2 separate regions of the Homo sapiens genome follow, and region 2 is linked to region 1. The links are chromatin loops, found by intact Hi-C in ENCODE. Cell type or tissue: ascending aorta. All regions are shown on one strand. Each heading gives the region's core, and the rest is flanking DNA. Links, peaks and the distances in the headings are about the cores only. Region 1 overlaps LINC00299 (long intergenic non-protein coding RNA 299). Region 2 overlaps LINC00299 (long intergenic non-protein coding RNA 299).

Evidence for each region. Peaks named below come from ENCODE experiments on the same cell type or tissue, not always from the same donor. Only the 100,000 strongest peaks of a DNase experiment are listed, where the experiment ranks them.
Region 2: it touches region 1 in a loop (2.3-fold over the local background); 2 of 110 quality-filtered maps call a loop at or near these places.

The regions. Positions count from the first base shown.
Region 1 is chr2:8,219,068-8,221,977 of GRCh38, forward strand. The region is part of intron 7 of LINC00299 (long intergenic non-protein coding RNA 299); the gene reads right to left. Among named protein-coding and RNA genes, the nearest start is that of LINC00299, 110 kb to the right of the region's middle. In ascending aorta, for the core only: no CTCF peak of the experiment used is centred there; DNase peaks (open chromatin) are centred at 764 and 1,144; H3K27ac peaks cover 2,220 bases.
Region 2 is chr2:8,304,461-8,307,370 of GRCh38, forward strand. All of the region lies in intron 2 of LINC00299 (long intergenic non-protein coding RNA 299), which reads right to left. Among named protein-coding and RNA genes, the nearest start is that of LINC00299, 23 kb to the right of the region's middle. In ascending aorta, for the core only: no CTCF peak of the experiment used is centred there; DNase peaks (open chromatin) are centred at 691, 841 and 1,221; H3K27ac peaks cover 2,500 bases.

The DNA of each region.
Region 1 (2,910 bases), core at 140-2,639:
TCTTGTTTATTATATAATAATTATTAAAACATTAAATAAAGACTTCATAAAATCCCTCTTCATCAGGATGCTGTGGGATGTGGTTACAGAAAGAAGTCTCCACCCTCTCGGAAGTTAGACTCTAATTGCAGAACCCAGACTAGCACATTACAGAAGCCCAAAAGCCAACGGTACCAACCTCTGCACCTTGCCCGATAACTGCTGGTCTCTTGAGTCGAATAAAGATAAGGACGGGAGGGTGTGGTGAGTGGTGGCAACTAGGAGAATGTGGGGTTTATTCTGTGGACTCCATCATCCAGGGCCCTAGATGACCTGGGTTTGTGAGCTGTGTGGGTGGACCGAGTCCGTAAATGAAGGAGAGAATGAAGGCAGGTGCTCAGTGGGCCCCAAGGGGCACGCAGGTGGTCCTTGAACAGCAATAGCAGGAGTATCGTTTTCAAGAAAGAAGGGTTTTAGATTTTGTAATGGGTATTTTGCCTGTTTGTCTGTTTGTTTGTTTATTTTTCCTGGGGCTAGTGGTGGGGATTATTTTACTTATTTCAGCCCCAAGAACCACACGGGGGACTCTTCCCGGTCAGCTCAGCTTGTTCAAAAAACTGTCTCCCAGGAAGGAAGTTGCCCATGAGCCTATTCCATGTCCCTCCTCCTGGCACGGAATGCTGGCAGCAACCATGACGAGGCCCTGAGCTGGTGTTGTGAACTCTAGGGATGAGTAATGGTGCCATCAAGGTGGGATTGCCCTGGCACTGTGCCTTGCCCAGCACAGGACCAGGAGGCCGGAAACCCGGTTCTGGTTCCAGCCCTGCCATCCACCACCATACCCAAGCTCCAGAACTGCCCTGGACCGGGCCATTTCTAACCCTCACAGAAGGCCCACACCACTCTTTGGAACATATGTGACGTGATGCCCACACACTTGGGTCTGAAATAAGGGAAGAAACGGCAACCACAGCTCTGATGTCTGCCTTCTCCCGTTAGCCTCTGGGGGAATCCCGACATCTCAGAGCAGGAAGGTCCTTTAGAGGCTCTGCAGATGAGGAGCTGCACCCGCTGGCCGGCCGCTCTGTGCCCAGTGGACAGGACAGTGGGCAGAGGAGGCGCCGTGCCAGGAGGCACAGCCGCTCCAGCAGGCTCCCGTGAAGTCATCGATGTTATATTTAACCTCATCACAGTTGGGCCAGCAGCCGGTGCACCAGACATAACTGGCTCCAGGACGTTCCCCACATAACTGAGCACAGTTCACAGGCTGGTTTAGGTCACCGTCTGGAGGCGCCAGAAAGAAGGCATCCTGGCACTGCAGAAACAGACAGCAGCCCATCCGTGTAGGAATAGATCCATTTAGGGAGCTGTGGCCGGGCACTGTACACCCAAGAATTCCATGAAGTAAAAAAAACTAAGGCTACAAAAAGAAGTTTCTCACAGTCTTCTTGTTAATAAGCAAAAGAACCCAAATGTGCACTCGGTTCTGTCACACTAATGCCAAGGGGCGATTTGCTTTGCTGTGTTTCATTCATTCACCCCAACTGTTTCATGGGCTGCTGTTGCCCTTAAATCCATTTTGGGATTCAGTACCCATAAGCTGCCAGAATTACAGTTCCTTCAAGGTGCTGTTTATACCCAGTCTACCTAAACAGGTTCTGTTCAGCTGAGCTTGTTTGGCCCGTGTGCCCTGACTATCTAATTGGCATTTGCCACATCAGAAGTGTGGGAAGTGCTCAGTGGAGGTGAGTGCAGAGCAGTGGCATTTATTTATCCCAACTTGGAGGTGCAGAGAAGAGCTCCTGGCTACAGAGGATGGACCAGGCTTTGGGATTAAGATTGAAACAGAGAGCAGGCATGGTGGCTTACGCTTTGGGAGGCCAAGGTGGGAGGATCGCTCAAGGCCAGGAGTTTGAGACCAGCCTGGGCAACATAAAAAGACCCTGTCTGTACCCCCCCCCCAAGAAAAGTTGCCAAGTTTACTGCTACACACCTGAGGTTGCAGCTACTCTAGAGGCTGAGACAGGAGGATTCCTTAAGCCCATGGAAGTCAAGGCTGCAATGAGCTATGATCATGTCACTGCACTCCAGCCTGGAAGAGAGCAAGACCCTGTCTCTAAAAACAAAATAAAACTAAAATTAAAAAAAAAACAAAAACAAAAAAAACAAACAAAAAAAATTGAAACAGAATGAGCAGGAGAGAGGGACTTTGGGCAGAGAGGAGAGCATGACTGGAGGGGGCTGGAGGGGCGAAGGGCCTGTAGTACTGCCATGCTGCTCAACCTCTTTGCAGTTCAACAGGAGAGCCCAGGCCCCAAGCCCTTCACCCCATGAACCAACCCAAGAAGAGCAAGCAAGTCAGGGCCCCATGGGGTCCCTTGCCCTCTGTGCACAGCCCACACTGTGCCCCTCCTGGACTCTCACCTTCTGGTCTCTCCTCCATTGCTGTTCAGATTCTGCTATTCATCAAAGACCAATTCCTGCGCTGCCTCTTCCCTGAGAAGCTCCCAGCTTCCCAGCAGTTGGAATCCATTTCCCACTGCGCTATGCGGGCCCTTTTAGCTCCCTGAGGGAAAAGGCACCTGGCTCAGCACTGTGGCTCCAGAAGCACCTTCCCACCTGGTCCCTGAGGCACAACAGATAATGCAGGAAAGTCCGCAGGAGTACCTGAACTAAACTCCAGGGCCGATGGAAGCAGCCAGTGACCGATGTGCAGGAAGGACAGGTTAGAATGTTTCACTGAGACATGAGGATTTGGCCTCATAGGAGAGGAGAGTGTGTCTAACAAAGCCTAGTGCCAAGTGGGAGGCAATATGGGGCAATGTGAGTGGCAATGTCCTTGGGAGTAGGACAGACCTGAGTGACTGCATCGTCCACCCCTATCTAGCTACAGAGGATTCTGGGAGGGCTAAATGGATAGTGTGTAAGAAA
Region 2 (2,910 bases), core at 115-2,614, 85 kb after region 1:
GGATATCAGGAAAAGCAAGTCGCTAAATAGAAGAAAATAAAAGAAAAGGAACTCGTCAGTCAAACTGCATCCTGCCTAGCAGGGAATCCACACACTCAGGGAATCTCAGATCCCAGGACTTCAGACTGAGATGGACTCGGTGTCTCTGGCCAATGAGAACCAAAGTCCTTCACACATCATGCTCCCTGAGACAAGAAAACGTAGGTATGCTTTAGGGGAAGAACAAAAACAGACAAGGGCAGTGGGAGTTTTGATTAGCATAATCTTTACAAATCCTTGCTTTGGAATTCCAGCTTGGCCACCTACTACATCATTTGGGCAAGTTTCTTAACCTCCCAGAACCTCAGTGTCCTCATCTGTAAAATGGCAATTATGAGAACGCTACCTACTTCATCACAGTGGCGTAAAGACTTACTAAGATAATTCCCGTTAAGTGCTTAGCACGTCGCCCTCCAAGCAGTCTGTTATTTTTCTGATGTGTCAATGTCACCATTCACCTGCTGTGCAGTTTTGAGCAGATGATGAACGCATGTGTCCTCCAGGAGCTCCTTCTGCGACATCCCCTAGGCAGCCCGACATGACTCAGCAACACGGTGCTAGGGCCAGATCCCTGGCTAGACACCGAGGTGTGGGGCCCTCGTCTCTGACCTGCCATTGAGCCACAGTGTGAAGCCTAAGCAAAGCCATTTCTCTAGGGACCTTGGCTTAGTTTTCTGGTAAAATACAAGTTTCATTCTAGGTGTTCTCTCAGCTATCTTCTAGGATGTTTTGGAGTCTGTGCTTTCATACAAACACAGGCTCATGCTGGAGCAGGGATGGCCATGGACATCCTTAACTCTCCTAAGAGCCACCCACGGCCTCCCAAGTCACCTCATCAGTTGTCCTCACAGGGAGCCACCCTCTGGGAGTATTTATATCCCTCTACTTTGATTACAGCTGATTAGTAAATTTACAATGTGTTTGAATTTCACTAGACTTACATTTCACAACAGAGAGCAAGGTTTAGTCAACACTTTCATTTGCTAAGGGCAACCATCCAGGCTTAATAAGGCTTTCCCTAAACAGACACCTTCTTTACAAACTTCTAGGAAGCCAAGTGTTAAACAAAAGTCTAACTTGAGACTTTTCTCTTGATTCCTATTATGGGCATTTGCAGTTTGCTTTGCAATTGCATTACCAAGTGCACACTTGCGCACATGCCTGGAAACGTGCACACACGCACAATGGAGCAACGTCCCAGTGTGACGGTTCCTGCTGGCCAAGAACAGCACTGGGTATTTGCATGGGCAAAGACTTTAACAGCGTGAACAGGATTTTCTGAACAAGTCTGGAAATAAAATACCTACCAGCTTTCAGAGTAAATTACCAAAAAAGCAAAGGAGAAAAACAGTTCTTCCAAAAGACAGTCATCTAACCTCCTTACTCCCTGTGCACAAATTACCAGGCTTCCCAGAATCCAATCTTAGGTGAGATGAGGAACAATGGAAGGTATTTACAAGTTTAAAAAATATCAAATTTTTGCTTCTGGACTCCCATGCTATGATGTCACTACCTTGTTGCACTGGTCTGAGAAAAAGAATTATATCTCTATGGGCCTCAGTTTCCCTGTATGTGAAATGAGAGTTTCAATTAAGCACTATCTCAGATCCTTTCTGCCTTCAAAATCATGGGAAATCTCTGTAACAGATTTTTTAACCCATGAGAGGCCTTAGGGTCACTATGAGTATCTGATAAACAGGTGGGCCTTCCCTCCAGAAATATAGACAAAGGCTCATAAACACAGAGAAGTTTACACAGAATGTGAAAGAGGATTCAGAGAACCCCTGAAGCCTGTCCCGGAGGATGGGTTTAAAACTCTCAACTCTGGAGGAGATGTTGAAAGACAATTTCTCCAAAAGAGAGGGAGAAGATACAGTAGCTAGGGAAGTCTGGAAATCTGAATTTTTAATTTAGAAATAGATATTGTGGTTTTGTTGTGAGCTTTGAAAAATTGAGCCATGATTCTGTATAACGCCTCTAAGACAAAGATAAGATGTTAAAGCAGGTTCGTGACCATGGTCAGCTATGGAAGCGGTACACAAGGCCAGTTAGCAGGGTGGAGTCAGGTTCTGAGAGATGAGGTGGTATGGGAATGTCTGGGGCTGTGGGTAATAAGTTGAGCTTTTTCCCAGATGTTCTCTCCATGTTCCAGAGAAGGTAGAAAGCTGGCTACCGACCAAATCTGATTTTGACATTCCTGTAAGATAGTGCCAAGCACTCAGATCTCATCAGCCCCGTGTCAGAGGCAGCAAGGCACCACACCATGGTTGGATAACCCCACATTCAATCCATTTTACTGAAAGCAGCACAAATAAACTAAGAATCAGAGCACTCAATGACTCATATCAGAGGTATGAATTGAAAGTCAACACTTGTATATAATCTAACTGAAGGAGAGTTTATAGCGCAGAATTCTCTCTGTTGGAAAGAAAAACTCCAAATGCGTGTGTGTGTATATGTGTGCACACTCACTATCTTACACAGCACTGCTCATTCTAAGAAAATGAGAAAGGAGAAGAGAAAGCAACTCAAAACTTTTGTTTGATTTAGAAACAAAATTAAATAATAATTGTCAAAGGTATCGCTGGAATAATGATATTAAAAGAGTGATTCATTCTGGTATATTTCCAGAGACAATGTTTACCAGGAACTCCCTACTCCCTCTGTACCCATCACTCAGCATGATATGTTTGCCCTGGCTTCAATTCTCTTTTTCAAAGGAACATTTTGGAGTGTGCAGCTACCTGTACCTCTCTGTTTAGTGATGATGCCACTCAGCGCTGTGTGTCAATTTAATACATGGGAACCTTCATCCCCTACTAGACTGTAGTAATATGTTTACAGGCCAAGGCCCTACACTCCTTGTTGGTG